5 separate regions of the Homo sapiens genome follow, and all the other regions are linked to region 3. A link is a contact called in ENCODE Hi-C or POLR2A ChIA-PET data. All regions are on one chromosome and are shown on one strand. The core of a region is the stretch at or near the end of the contact, and the rest is flanking DNA. Distances in the headings are between cores, read along the strand shown.

What was found. A loop is a pair of places that touch in the nucleus more often than their neighbours do. ChIA-PET counts read pairs that join two places held with the same protein, here RNA polymerase II (POLR2A). Pooled maps may share reads with other maps.
Region 1: a map of B cell shows a loop between it and region 3 (10-fold over the local background). The contact joins the promoter of RTL6 here to the promoter of EFCAB6-DT in region 3. A Hi-C loop is called at or near these places in 6 of 168 maps with a recorded cell type or tissue (B cell, CD4-positive, alpha-beta T cell, ascending aorta and 3 more) and 16 of 50 pooled maps.
Region 2: a loop to region 3 is called in a map of gastrocnemius medialis, with 5 times the contacts of the local background. The contact joins the promoter of MCAT here to the promoter of EFCAB6-DT in region 3. A Hi-C loop is called at or near these places in 1 of 168 maps with a recorded cell type or tissue (gastrocnemius medialis) and 7 of 50 pooled maps.
Region 4: a loop to region 3 is called in a pooled map, with 9 times the contacts of the local background. The contact joins the enhancer-like site here to the promoter of EFCAB6-DT in region 3. A Hi-C loop is called at or near these places in 1 of 37 single-sample maps with no recorded cell type and 4 of 50 pooled maps. POLR2A ChIA-PET finds 5 or more read pairs at or near these places in 1 of 52 experiments (HEK293).
Region 5: a loop to region 3 is called in a map of naive thymus-derived CD4-positive, alpha-beta T cell, with 4 times the contacts of the local background. The contact joins the enhancer-like site here to the promoter of EFCAB6-DT in region 3. A Hi-C loop is called at or near these places in 1 of 168 maps with a recorded cell type or tissue (naive thymus-derived CD4-positive, alpha-beta T cell) and 5 of 50 pooled maps. POLR2A ChIA-PET finds 5 or more read pairs at or near these places in 1 of 52 experiments (PC-3).

What each region holds. Positions count from the first base shown.
Region 1 is chr22:44,496,863-44,499,562 of GRCh38, forward strand. RTL6 (retrotransposon Gag like 6) reads right to left here and starts at 1,371. Exons shown (of 2, transcript NM_032287.3): 1 at 1,182-1,371; 2 at 1-949. The coding sequence starts at 694. RefSeq lists an enhancer at 1-42 and silencers at 1,302-1,431, 1,522-1,581.
Region 2 is chr22:43,141,948-43,144,647 of GRCh38, forward strand. MCAT (malonyl-CoA-acyl carrier protein transacylase) reads right to left here and starts at 1,451. Exons shown (of 4, transcript NM_173467.5): 1 at 979-1,451. The coding sequence starts at 1,401. RefSeq lists a silencer at 1,206-1,475.
Region 3 is chr22:43,811,090-43,813,789 of GRCh38, forward strand. EFCAB6-DT (EFCAB6 divergent transcript) reads left to right here and starts at 1,333. Exons shown (of 2, transcript NR_186822.1): 1 at 1,333-1,895. It overlaps EFCAB6 (EF-hand calcium binding domain 6), which reads right to left and starts at 1,216. Exons shown (of 32, transcript NM_022785.4): 1 at 1,079-1,216. RefSeq lists a silencer at 738-979 and enhancers at 1,311-1,580, 1,822-2,623.
Region 4 is chr22:44,683,630-44,686,329 of GRCh38, forward strand. It overlaps a transcript of PRR5 not described here. Among named protein-coding and RNA genes, the nearest start is that of PRR5, 17 kb to the right of the region's middle. RefSeq lists enhancers at 482-1,021, 1,998-2,317, 2,198-2,698. Within about 2 kb of position 1,307, at least 9 of the 41 ENCODE cell types and tissues checked have a DNase peak (open chromatin) inside an H3K27ac peak, as active enhancers do.
Region 5 is chr22:44,663,046-44,665,745 of GRCh38, forward strand. LOC124905132 (a long non-coding RNA gene) reads right to left here. Exons shown (of 3, transcript XR_007068127.1): 3 at 1-1,954. Among named protein-coding and RNA genes, the nearest start is that of PRR5, 38 kb to the right of the region's middle. Within about 2 kb of position 1,291, at least 14 of the 41 ENCODE cell types and tissues checked have a DNase peak (open chromatin) inside an H3K27ac peak, as active enhancers do.

The DNA.
Region 1 (2,700 bases), core at 121-2,620, 690 kb after region 3:
GGGCTGGCGCTGGACTAGTCCCGTTGGAAGCTGGATGCACTGGGCAAGGCCCCGTGCCCGCAGAGGCCAGCTGGCGGCAGAGCATCTGCCTCTCTCGCACAGCCCTATTAGAGGCAGAAGTCTTCCTGATTTGGGCGCGCCGCGCATGCCGGAGCGGAGACTTGTAGGTTCTCCGCAACTCTGCCAGGAACCCCTGATAGTTGTTGCGCAAGGGGCTGTCAGGTTGCATGTGGGGGATAGCCCACTTCTCCGCCTCCCCAGTCAGTCGAGACACAAGGAAGGCCACACGCTCGGCCTCACCCGGGAAGCGGGAGGCCTGGAAGATCATGAATCTGTCCATCTGCATCAGGAACCCCGCCAACCGGCCTGGGTCCCCGGAAAAGGGCTCGGGCAGAGAGGTTGGAGGTGTGGTCATGGGTCGAGTCCCGTTTGAAGTAATTGAGGAGATGGGCGGGGTGATCTGCAGAGCCCCCGGGATCCGCGCCCTGGTGCGTAACAAGGTCAGCTCTGCCATCACGCTCTCCAGCATGTTGGTGAGATTGGCCTTCTCCGCCCGCAGGGTGGAAGCCTCCCGCCTCAGCGCCGAGTTGGTGAGGCGCAGGGAGGTCAGGGTGTCAATAACGTCATCCATCTGGGCATTCGGAGACGCTGCCAAGGCTGGGCTTTCAGCTTTGGACGTCTGCGGCTGCACCATGCTGGCCAGAGGTCAGCCACACGCTGAGATCCGCGGGTGGACCAAGAGGGTGTGGTGACCAGGTGGGCCCCTGTAGAAATGGGGGCAGTGTGGGGTGCACGACGGCAGGGCGCTGCGAGACCCCCAAGCCGAGGGCCCGAGAGAGGGGCACGCGGTGCCAGGCCCTAGGGACTTCGGCCCCGGTCCCACGCGGCTCCTTTACTGCAGACTTCGCGGACTACGGAGCCAGACGGGTGGCTGGACCTGCTCTGGGCCCTGGAGGATTAAGAAAAGATGTTTTCAAGGTTTCAGTTGCGACTAGCGGGCAGGAGGGTGAGGGGCGGCGTGGAGGGCCCGCGCGTGGGTGGCGAGGCTGCACAAAGCCCCGCGGCGCCCGCCCCGCGCCCGCCCGGGGGAGAACAAAGGGGGCTGCTCCTTGGCGGCCGCGGGCCTGGGGGCCACCACAGTGGCGGGGCCCGGCCGGGCAGGGGGCCGGGGGCACGCGTACCTGGGGTCTCGCGGTTCCTCCGCGGCTCTGTCCGCCGCCGGCCGTGACCAAGATGGCCCGCGCGGGGGACGCGGCCAGGCCGATGAATCACCGCGCGGACCGCCGAGAACTGCTTCCCGGTCAGCGCAGCCAAGCGACGGCGCTGGCGATGGCGGCGGGCGGCCTCCGGCAGGTGCAGGGACCGGGCCAGGCCGGGGCCGGGGCAGGGGCGGGGCCGGGGTCGCGGCAGAGGGCGGGTCACCGCGCGGCCTTTGTGCGGGCGGGGCCGGCGCGGTGGCGGTGGCGGGCGGGCCTTAGGCTGGCCCCGCTGGTTGCCATGGATACCGACCGCTCCCGCGCGTGCGGAGACGACCGCTGCCCCGCCCCCGGAAGTGATGCACAAAGTCCCACCCCCCCCCACCCCCCAACTCGGGCTGCTGCCAATCGGGGAAGACTGTAGTTGCTGCGGCGTCTTCATCAGGGCGGGTACCTGGTGTTCTCCCAGTCATTCCTCCCAAGAGGGCTTGCAAGGCTCTTTCTGTGGTTGTCATTGGGTTTATTTTTTTGATGATTTACTGTTCTTCTTATTTTTTTTTTTTTTTGAGACGGAGTCTCGCTCTGTCGCCTAGGCTGGAGTGCAGTGGCGCGATCCTGAGTCACTGCAACCTCCGCCTCCCGGGTTCAAGCGATTCTTCTGCCTCAGCCACCCAAGTAACTGGGATTACAGGCGCGTGCTACCATGCCCGGCTAATTTTTGTATTTTTAGTAGAGACGGGGTTTCACCTTGTTGGCCTGGCCAGTCTCCAACTCCTGACCTCAGGGCATCCGCCTGCCTTGGCCTCCCAAAGTTCTGGGATTACAGGCGTGAGCCACTGCATCAGGCCCTTATTGTGATTTGAATATAAATTTAATGTAACAAATCTTGATGTAAGAGAAGTAAAAAAAACTTTATACTACTCAGACTCCCTCCACCTAAAGATAGCAAATAGTAATACATATATATGTAACGTAGAGATAGTAATATTTCTGTACTTCCATCCAGTCATTTTTCTATGATATGTTCTACAAAATATTTTTTACCTTATGAATATTTTGTAACCATAACAGCACATTGAATTTTGAGCATTTTCCTATTAAAGATAGTTCAGAAGCATGATTTTCAGTTATTGCCTGTGGTCCATGGAACTCCTGTACCGCAAAGTATTTAGCCATGCCCTTTTTGATAGATCCTTATCTTGTTTACCATGCTAAAGTTTTATAAACTACACTTGTATATAAATCCCCACCCTTTTCTCTGCTGGGTTCCCCAGAGTAAATACCAAGGAGTGAAGATACCTGGCTGATATGGTTTGGCTGTGTCTCCACCCAAATCTCATCTTGAGTCGTAACTCCCACAATTCCCACATCGTGGGAGGAACCTGGTGGAAGGTGATCGAATTATGTGGGCAGGTCTTTTCTGCACTCTTCTTGTGATAGTGAGTGAGTCTCAAGAGATCTGATGGTTTTAAAAAGGGAAGTTTCCGGCCGGGCACAATGGCTC
Region 2 (2,700 bases), core at 201-2,700, 670 kb before region 3:
TATGTGAATATAATGTCTATACAGTGCTTAGCACAGACCCAGACTAGGGTAAGCAGTGAATGAATATTATGATGACGATTCAACAGGACCACTTAACTAATTCTTTTAATATCCCTGAGTCTGCATTCCTCAACCATCAAATAACAGTATTAACCTCACAAGGTGGTGTGAAGGTGAAATAGGGTAAAGGATCTCAAGTGCTAGCTTAACATTTACCGTCTTATTAAATATTAATAGCAATCAATCCACCACCTTCAAGTGAAGTGACATTCTCAACTCATCTCAATGTTCCTTCATTTAGGCCAGTGCAGTGGCTCATACCTGTAATCCTAGCACTTTGGGAGGCCGAGGTGGGTGAACCTGGGAGGATTTAAGTAAAGAATAAAAAAATTAGCCGGGCGTGGTGGTGTGCACCTGTGATCCCAGCTACTGCGGAGGCTGAGGCAGGAGAACTGCTTGAACCTGGGAGGCAGAGGTTGCAGTGAGCCAAGACTGCGCCATTGCACTCCAGCCTGGGTGACAGAGCAAGACTCTGTCTCAAAAAACAAAACAAAACGGGCCGGGCACGGTGGCTCATGCCTGTAATCCCAGCACTTTGGGAGGCCGAGGCGGGCAGATCACGAGGTCAGGAGATCAAGACCATCCTGACTAACACGATGAAACCCCGTCTCTACTAAAAATACAAAAAATTAGCCGGGCATGGTGGCGGGCGCCTGTAGTCCCAGCTACTTGGGAGGCTGAGGCAGGAGAATGGCGTGAACTCGGGAGGCGGAGCCGAGATCGCGCCACTGCACTCTAGCCTGGGCGACAGAGCGAGACTCCGTCTCAAAAAAAAAAACAAAAACAAACAAAAAAAAAAACTCGATCGAATGAGTAAGACGTGGGAGCCCCCGGAATGGCAGGCGGAAGCCTCTGGCAGGGCCAAGAGCTCAGGCAGAGCTCACCTTCCCCCTCCTGTCACGGGGCCTCGGGCCTCACCGAGGGCTGCAGGTGATGTAGTTTCTCGACAGCGGCCAGCGATGCCACGAAGATCGCGGGCTGACAGTGCACGGTGCGGTCCAGGGTCTCCTGCGGCCCGTGCAGGCTCAGTTCCAGCAGGTCGTAGCCCAGCACGCGGCGGGCGGCGGCGTAGAGTTCGCGGACGCGCGGGTAGTTGAGCAGACCGCGGCCCATGCCCACCACCTGGCTGCCCTGGCCCGGGAAGAGCAGCACGGAGCACTGGCCCGGCATTCGCCGCTCCGTCGCCGCCCAGGGCGCCTCCTCCTCCGCCCCGGTCGCATCTCGCAGCAGCTCCGCTACACCCTGGGCGCCCGGCGGAGGCACCGGGAAGCTCGAGGCGCCGCGGCGGTAGCTGGCGCCCAAGCCCCTGACCCACGCTACCCGTGCGACCCGGACGCTCATGGTCGGACACCTGCCCGCGCGCGTTACCGTGGCGACCGAGGCCCGACTGCGGCGGCGCGGCGCAGCGTGGTCCCTGACGCATTTCCTGCCGGGGCTTCCGGGGCACCGGGAGCGGGAAGAAAGGTTCCGCAGACGCTGGTTCCGCCCCGGCTCTGAGGCCCTTCGGGCTGCGTTCTGGGGTCCTGGAGGGACTCATGCGTTTACTTAAACAGCCATAGCCGTTGAACGGAACACGATGCCACACCACAGTGGGTCCTCAACAGATATTTATGGAATAAATAACGCAACGCAATGTAGTATTTACGCTTTCTACCTGGCACATGAAGAGCACTTGAAACTCTTCCACATTGATGGTTTTTGTTGTTGTCGTTGTTGTTGTTTGTTGTTGTTTTTTGAGACGGAGTCTTGCTCTGTCGCCCAGGCTGGAGTGCAGTGGCGTGTTCTTTGCTCACTGCAACCGCCGCCTCCCAGGTTCAAGCGATTCTCCTGCTTCAGCTTCCCGAGTAGCTGGGATTAACAGGCGCCCGCCACCATGCCTGACTAATTTTTGTATTTTTAGTAGGGACGGGTTCACCATGTTGGCCACGCTGGTGTCGAACTCCTGACCTCAGGTGATCCACCCGCCTCGGCCTCCCAAAGTGCTGGGATTACAGGCGTGAGCCACCGCGCCCGGCCAGCAACCACATTTCTTGCATATGATCCTCCCAACCACAGGAGTTGGCATGGCCGACCATCCGTTGCCAGTTCCCAACTATACAACAGCTCTCTTTTATAATGTTTTCTTACAAACCACACAGTGCTTGGCACATAATAAGCATCCAATAGATCTTTATGCTATTGAACAAAGCCTTGAATGTGTTTCAGATATTAGCTTATTTAATTCCTCACAGCAACGCTGTGATGGATAGCTGCTCAGAGATTGAGTGACAGGTGGTTAGTGACAGAATGGAGGTTGGAAATTGGGGTTATCTAATGTTAACCTAAAAGCAACTCAAGAGACACAGGCTCGGCCAGGCGCAGTGGCTCATGCCTGTAATCCCAGTACTTTGGGAGGCTGAGGCAGATGGATCACTTGAGGTCAGGAGTTCAAGACCAGCCTGGCCAACATGGAGAAACCCCGTCTCTACTAAAAATACAAAAATTAGCTGGGCGTGGTGGTGGGCGCTTATAGTTCCAGCTACTCGGGAGGCTGAGGCAGGAGAATCCCCTAAGCCCGGGCAGCAGAGGTTGCAGTGAGCCGAGATCCCACCACTGCACTCCAGCCTGGGTGACAGAGCAAGACTCCGTTTCAAAAAAAAA
Region 3 (2,700 bases), core at 83-2,582:
GCCAACATGGTGAAATCCCGTCTGTACTAAAAATACAAAAATTAGCTGGGCGTGGTGGCAGGCGCCTGTAATCCCAGCTACTTGGGACACCGAGGCACGAGAATCGCTTGAACCCGGGAGGTGGAGGTTGCAGTGAGCTGGGATCGCTGCACTCCAGCCTGGGTGACAGAGGAAGACTCCATCAGGAAAGAAAAGGAGAGGCGAGGGGAGGGAAGGGGAGGGGAGCGGAGGGGAAGGGGAGGGGAGGAGAGAGGAGGGGAGGAAGGGAAGAAAGGGGAAGGGAAGGGAGGGGAGGGGAGGGAGAAAAGAAAAGAAAAGAAAAAAGAAAAGAAAAGAAGAGTCCTCTTAACAGGGGCAAGACATCCTGAAAGGCAAAGATTTGGAGAGAAAGGAAGGGAGTAGAGAGAGGGGTGATTTGGACAACCTTCAAGTAAGCCCTATACAGATGTATACCTCACAAAGTGCTTCCAAACAAAATTTCTGAGGGAGGCAGGGGTAATTATGTGCAGGCTGTGGGAGAAGAGTGTAAAAGAGCAGAGATTTTGCCGTGATACAGAAATGAGTTTGAATTCTGGCTCAGAAACTTCCTAAGATAGTTGTGTGACTTTGGAAAAGCCCCTTCACCCCACAGGTTTCAAGTCCTCGTCTGTCTACAGGAGGGAGTCAATCATGACATTCACAAGACTGCTGTGGGCACAAATGAAATCAGGGGCATGAGACATGTTGTAAACTGGAGAGATTTAGGGCGTTTCCACACACATTTCCCAGCTGATTCTCACAGAGAGGCAGGGAAGAAGACGTCACCACCGTCAGCGTTGTTTATCGTTCTTCTCCACATATCAGGTAAGCTACGGGAACAGGGGCCCTACTGTTCCCCACAGGGCCCCAGGGCCTACAACATGCCTGGCACAAGCAGACGCGCCATGAACACCTGAATAAACGAATCACCACCCCTTCGTCCCTGGGGGTGGGCAGCAGCGCCGGCCTTCTCAGGGCAGTGAGACCCACGGAGCTGCCCGCCCGCCCGGCCCCTCCTCGGCCTGTCGCACGCGCGTGGCCACCCCGAATACAGCCTTACCGGGAACCCCTCCTCGATTCTCCGCCTAGCTGGGCCGGCACCCGCGTGCGCGGACCCCAAGCCGCGGGGTCTCAGAGGGGCTGCCCATTCGGCGTCTCTAGGACGCTGTTGCCCGAGAGACGACGGCAGTCGCTGACTGGAGAATGAGCCTACGCGCCTGGCAAGAAGCTGAGCTGTGATTGGTCAATTGGAGATAAACGAGGAGGGGGCGGGGCCAGGTCAGTCCCGCGCCTCCGCTCCCGGAAGAAATTTCCGCCGGAAGTCCCGTTCTCTGGGGAGCGGGAACCCTGGCGACCCGTGTCATGGGAGCGGGTTTCTGTTACGTGGGCTTTAGCGCGAGCTGGGCGGTCGGCCCGGTCCCACCGAACTGCATAGGGCCGTGTAGCCGGGGGAAGTCAGCCCCCTGCTCTGAGAAGCAGACTCTGCATCTGTAAAAGGCTAAGCGTGCCCACTGGGGCCTGTGGTCAGGATTGGCTGCAGTGAGGTCCGCAAAGCCCCTACCGCATCCTGCGCCTTCGTTAGGGTGAGCAGTCATGGGGACTCGCATTGTGCCACCACGTAGCGGGTCTCACTGGGTCCGCTTGTCTGCTCGAGGAGACAGCCGGTGAGGACGGGAGCTGGCCTGCTTTGCCCAGGCTGTAACCTCAGCCTCCGCCCATACCCACAGTAAGCATCCATTCCATTGATATTCGCTAAATGAGTGAATTATTACTAAGACAGAGGGCCGAGTGGAAGCGCCATAAATCACGTGAGTGAATGTAATTGTTGTCGCTGACCCTATGGAGCACTTCCCTTGCCAGGCACTCACCCATCCTAGGTATGTACTTTACATGTAATTGTCATCTTCATTTGTCTTCACAACAACCCTGTGAGGTGGGTGCTGTGGTTACTCCCATTTTACAGATAGGTAACTGAGGCACACAGAGCATTTTGTTCAAGGACACACTGCCAGTCAGGGGTAGGAGCAGAATGAGAACCTATGGAGCTTGCTCTTAGGCACCCTGCCACACTGCTCACTGTGGGAGAGAAGCAGCCAGGCAGACGTGTGCAGCTTGGAATTCCTTGCACACATGGCTGCGGCAGGTCAATTAGGTGCCCTGGTGTGTGCTGCAAAGATGGATACTATGCGGTCCCTGCTGGGCACTCTGACTACTTCACTGGGCAGCTAGTTTTCCTGTTCACCAAGAGAATTCTTTCCCATGGCTTGTCTCAGACCTCCCGCACTCACTACTTCCTCACCGGACTCAATGACCATGGGTCTTATCCCATTGAGAAAATGTAATGCATAAGAATGGAATGCACTCCTTCACAATCACTTTGGCATTCATCGCCTCTTTTCCTCTTGCCCCAAAAGAGGGTCTCTTACAGAGGCCAGTCCCTCTAACTGTGTCCTGGATCCCTCCCCATTTGCCTTCTTTATTATAGGCAGTGCTCTAAGTGTGGTCTGGGAATCCCTGGGGATCCTGAGACCCTTTCAGACTGTCCATGGGGCCAAAAAATACTTTCATAACACTTAAGACTTTACTTGCTTTTTCATTGTTTTTCTCTCATAAGTATATGGGGGGATTTTCCAGAAGCTACATGATGTGTGATATTGCAACAAATTGAATGCAAAAGAAGGT
Region 4 (2,700 bases), core at 57-2,556, 870 kb after region 3:
GCCTTAGGCCCCAACAAAGGGCAACTCATAGACCCTTGGGGACCTCTGAATCAGGTCCTCTGATTGGCCTCAGATCCAGTCCCTCTGGGGTCCCAAGCCCTGGCTGCAGAGTCACCCCCTCTCTCCTCCCCATGGCTCATTAGCTACATCCTAAGCCTCAGTCTCCCCATCAGTAAGATGAGAAGCCTACTCGCGAGCCACCCGGGGAATGGAAGCAGCTTCCACGGATGAACAACTGTGTCCACCCCTGTCATCCTTGATAGGGTTCATGGATGGCTGAAGAGGGGCCAGCCCAATCCTTTGTCAGAAGCCCTAGCCCAGGAACAGGGGCTGGGCCCCTCGCAGGGGTTGGTTTCATTGGCTTTGACTGCAGCGACAGGTAGGGTGTGTCCCCCGGACTGGGTGGGGGTGTCGAAACCAGGACTTCCAGAATTGATTGAGGGTCCAGGAGGGCCCGGGCCAGAGGGGTGGGCTGAGGAGGGGCCTGGGGCTTTTCAGTTAAACAAGCCACCTGTGGCCACCCCAGCCCCCACCCCAGTGCCCACAGAGCCTGAGCTGTGAGCCCAGTGAGGCCAGGAGCTGGAAGCCAGTCTGATCCAGCCTCGAGAGTGGTAGAAAATGTGCTGGTGATGGCCAGGCGCGGTGGCTTATACCTGTAATCCCGGCACTTTGGGAGGCCGAGGTAGGTGGATCACCTGAGGTCAGGAGTTCAAGACCAGCCTGGCCAACATGGTGAAACCCTGTCTCTACCAAAAAAAATACAAAAATTAGCTGGGCGTGGTGGCGGCAGCTGAGTAGTTCCAGCTACTCAGGAGGCTGAAGCAGGAAAATCACTTGAACCTGGGAGGTGGAGGTTGCAGTGAGCCGAGATCGCGCCATTGTACTCCAGCCTGGGCAACAGAGCGAGACTCAAAAGAAAATGTCCTGGGGATGATGGGGAAGGGGCAAAGAGCACTGGGGACCAGGGTCAGGATGCCTGAGGGTCACCTCCTACCCGCGGTCCAACTGCCTGTGCTGCCTGGTGTTGCCCAGCTTGCACCCGCCCCCAGCTCTCTGCCCAGGGCACTGTTGTGAGGTTAGGGGCAGACAGCGGGTGTGGGTGCAGAGCACAGGGCCGGGCTGATGTCAGCGTCCACAGTAGGGGAGCAGCCCCTTCCTGTCGCTCTGGTCTGTGCTCCACTTGGCCGTGCTGGGTGAGGTCATCCTTCCAGGCCCTGGTGAAATGTCATCTCTGGAGGCTCAGGCGTCCTCCCTCCTGGGGATTCTGGAGCCTCCCTTTACTGCCCTCTTGTGGCTCTCAGGGGAAGGGAAGTGGCAGCCCGGGACTCAGGGCCCGGCACGAAGTAGGCGCTCCTGGTGGCCGCTGGGGTTACTGACCGTGGGAAGCGTGTAGCTCCAGAGTCACAGCTGGGCTCTGATTTCAGCCCTTCCACTCACTCACCCTACAACCCGGGCAAGTCAGCTTTCCCTCGGAGCCTCTGGTTCCTCTTCTGAAAAATGTGGGTGGAAATTCTGGCCTGTAGGTCTGCCCCAGGTCGGAGGGTAGATGGGTACGCAGTGCCAGCACCCAGTAGGGCCTCCGTGAGTGAGCATGTGTCCTTTACCCCATGCACTGGGACAGTCCTGCTCTGCTGGTGACCCTACATATCCCACTCCTGTGCAAGGCCTCAGTCTCACCATCTGTAAAATGGACAGTGGAGACTAGAATGGACAGAGCAAGACCCCATCTCAAAACAAACAAACAAAAAACGATTTCTCCTCTGTCTGGAATAGAGCCATGTGTATTTAATCAGAAAAATGTTTTCCCTCCTCCACCCCAAATCTGTGGATGCTCCATAGAGAAGGGCCATGCTTATCCCTCAGTTTCTCCTTAAGGTGGGAGCCTTGCGCTTTCAGAGAAGCCAGTGAAAGCCACACCCCTCTCGCCAGTGAAAGCCACACCCCTCTCCCCAGTGAAAGCCACACCCTCTCCCCAGTGAAAGCCACACCCCTCTCCCCAGTGAAAGCCACAAGCTCTCCCCAGTGAAAGGCACACTCACAGCCACCGTGACTCTGCCAGGCGTGGGCTGTGGTGCCTGACACCCTCTCAGACATGCCCAGGCACATGCTGGAGTTGCTCAGAACTTCTACACAGAATCCCAAGCACCAAGGGTGGGGCTGGAATCAAAGCCGAGATACGTGATGCCCCTTCCGCCTAACTTTGTCCCCTTCTAACCCAGATAGTGCCCAGAAAGATGGTTCCACTTGCAGGCCCTGTGCCCAGGGCCCTGGCTTCCGTGGTACCATCCTTTCTCCCTGGGGGAGCACCGTGATGATGCCACACATCAGAAGTTCCCCTATTGGGGCCCGGCATGGTGGCTCACGTCTGTAATCCCAGCACTCTGGGAGGCCAAGGCAGGCAAATCCCCTGAGGTCAGGAGTGAGAGCAGGCTGGCCAACATGGTGAAACCCCGTTTCTACTAAAAGTACAAACATTAGCCAGGTGTGGTAACACACACCTGTAATCTCAGCTACTTGGAGGCTGAGGCACAAGAATCCTTGAACCCAGGAGAGAGAGGTTGCAGTGAGCTGAGATCGCACCACTGCACTCCAGCCTGGGCGACAGAGTGAGACTGTCTCAAAACAAAAAGAAAAGAAAAAGAAGTTCCCCTATTGGGCACCTGGCTTTCACAACATCTTGTTCTATTCTTGTGTTTTTGT
Region 5 (2,700 bases), core at 41-2,540, 850 kb after region 3:
GAGTTTGAGACCAGCCTGGCCAACATAGGGAAACCCCATTTCTACTAAAAATACAAAAATTAGCTGGGCGTGGTAATCCCAGCTACTCAGGAGGCTGAGGCAGGAGAATTGCTTGAACCTGGGAGGCAGAGGTTGCAGTGAGCTGAGATCACACTATTGCACTCCAGCCTGGGCAACACAGCAAGACTCCATCTCAAAAAAAAAAAAAAAAAAAAAAAAAAGAAAGAAAAGAAAGAAAAAAAAGAAAAGAAAAGAAACCCATAAATTTCTTCTCTTACAGTTCTGGAGGCTGTGGTGTGGGTGGGGCTGTGCTCCTTCAGGGGCTCTAGGAGAGAATCTGGTCACTCATTGCCCTTCTGGCTTCCAGAGGCACCTGCATTCCTTGGCTTGTGGCCATTTCCTGCAGCTTCAAAGCCACAGAGGTGGCATCTTCCAATCTCTCTCTGTTCCCATTGTCATTTCGCCCTTTTCTCACTCTGACCCTCCTGCCCACCTCTTATAAGGACCCTTGTGATGATGTCAGGCCCCCTGGGAGAATGCAGCACCTTCTCCCTATCTCAAGACCCTGATTCACATCTGCAAAGTTCCTCTCGCCATAAGGAGTGCGTGAGGCCACAAATTCACAGGCTACAGGGATCAGGACATGGAATTCTTTGAGGAGAGGGCCATTATTCTGCCTAACACATGGTGTGGCCCTGGGTTAGTCACTGTGCACTGTCGGGCCTGTCTCCCTGACTATGGTGACAGGGGACAGGGTAGGGTCCAGGGGTGCCCCCCAGTGCACAGAGCCCTCAGACAAGTCAGGTTTTCACTCAGTCCTTCAATGGCACCAAAGGCCCTCTTGGCCTAGGCTACACAGGGGCAGTGGTGGGAGGTACCCAGACGCCCCCATCAGAGAACTACATTTCATACAGGGCTTTAGATTCACAGAGCTCTTTTCTTAGCTGCAGGCTATAAACAAAGGCTCATTAACTATGTTTTAACGGCTCCATCCACCAATGGATAGGCAAATAAATGAAAGGATAAACATGTGAAATTAGCAAGTGCAATGGTCCCCATTGCAGGAGCAAGGAGCCTGGGGTCCCTCAAGAAGGGACTCAGCCTTAGTATTCAAGCTGCAGAGCCTGTGCCCTCTCCCTCCGATACATTGCCACGGTGCCCCCCTCGCCCTCAGGGTGTCAGGACGGTCCTGGCACGTGGTGGGTGCTGGCCACATCTGCTCACTCAGAGAAGAAGCGAAGGAAATGTGAGGTCAGGCCGCCACTGTGGCTGGGGCAGGGGCCTCACTTGAGCCTCCCAGCAGCTTCCCACAGTCTCACGTGACTGAGCAGCAGAAACACACACAGGCTGGGTTTCCTGCCAGGCCCCAGAGACATGCTCAGCTCTCACAGGGAGGAAGAGGCCAATGGGCTCGTGGTCACTGCCAGAGCTATGACAGGCACCCGCGTGCCTTTGAGGGGGTCCAGGTCTCAGCTGCCTTCTGGGTCACCTGAGGCACCTTCATGTTGACCCCAGTCCTGGGCCCCTCAGAGGAGAAGAGCTCAAAACCCTCTGAAAGCCAGCAGCATGGGCTCCAAGCCAGGGAGCCTGGGCTCAACCCTGGCTCTGTCAGGACTTGCTGTGTGGTCCTGGGCATGATGTATAACCTCTCTGAGCCTCAGTTTCCAATTCTGTAGAGTGGCAACAATAATATCTATCTGTTGGCTGGGCACGGTGGCTCACATCTGTAATCCCAGCACTTTGGGAGGCTGAGGCGGGCGGATCACGAGTTCAACAGATCAAGACCATCCTGGCCAACATGGTAAAACCCGTCTCTACTAAAAATACAAAAATTAGTTGGGCGTGGTGGTGCACACCTGTAGTCCCAGCTACTCGGGAGGCTGAGGCAGGAGAACCCCTTGAACTCAGGAGGCAGTCGTTGCAGTGAGCCGAGATCACGCTATTGCACTCCAGCCTGGTGACAGAGCGAGACTCCATCTCAATAATAATAATAATAATAATAATAATAATAATAATGATATCTATCTGTTACAGTCAGGGTCCCAGCAGAAGGCAGAGCTGACCAGGTGGTTCATGTTCACAGAGGCGTGGGCAGGTTAGGGAGAGCCAGAGGCCAGCAAAAGAGGGAAGCTGCTACCAGCCCTGGGGCTGCAGAAGGGAGGGAAGGAAATGGTGCTTCCCCCGGAAGCCAGTGGAGCTAAAGCCTGGCAGAGCATCCGGGAAAGAGCTGTGGTCAGCATGCAACCCGCAGGGACTGCAAGGGTCAGCAGAGGGCAAGAGGAGAAATGCCTCATTCTCTCCGGCTGATCTCCAGCAACTGCCTCCATGGGTCAAATGTAACCAGGTGGGGGATGCCGTCCACCCAGGTCAGCCTCAGGGAGCACAAAGTAGGCAGTGAATGGATCTGGGGAGCAGGGGGCGCCACAAATGACGTGGCCAGAACCACGCACCATGGGGTCATGTATTCATTTACTCACTGATTCTTTCAACAAATACCTATTAGCCACCTTCTAATACGTGCCAAAGACTGTTTCCAAACACCCAGAGATACTTTGGGGAAGAAAAGAGACAACTCTCCTCTCTCTCAGGGAATTCATGAATTTCTGAATAAACTACACCATAAAGAAATAACCAGCCGGGCGCCGTGGCTCACGCCTGCAATCCCAACATTTTGGGAGGCCGAGGTGGGAGGATCACCTG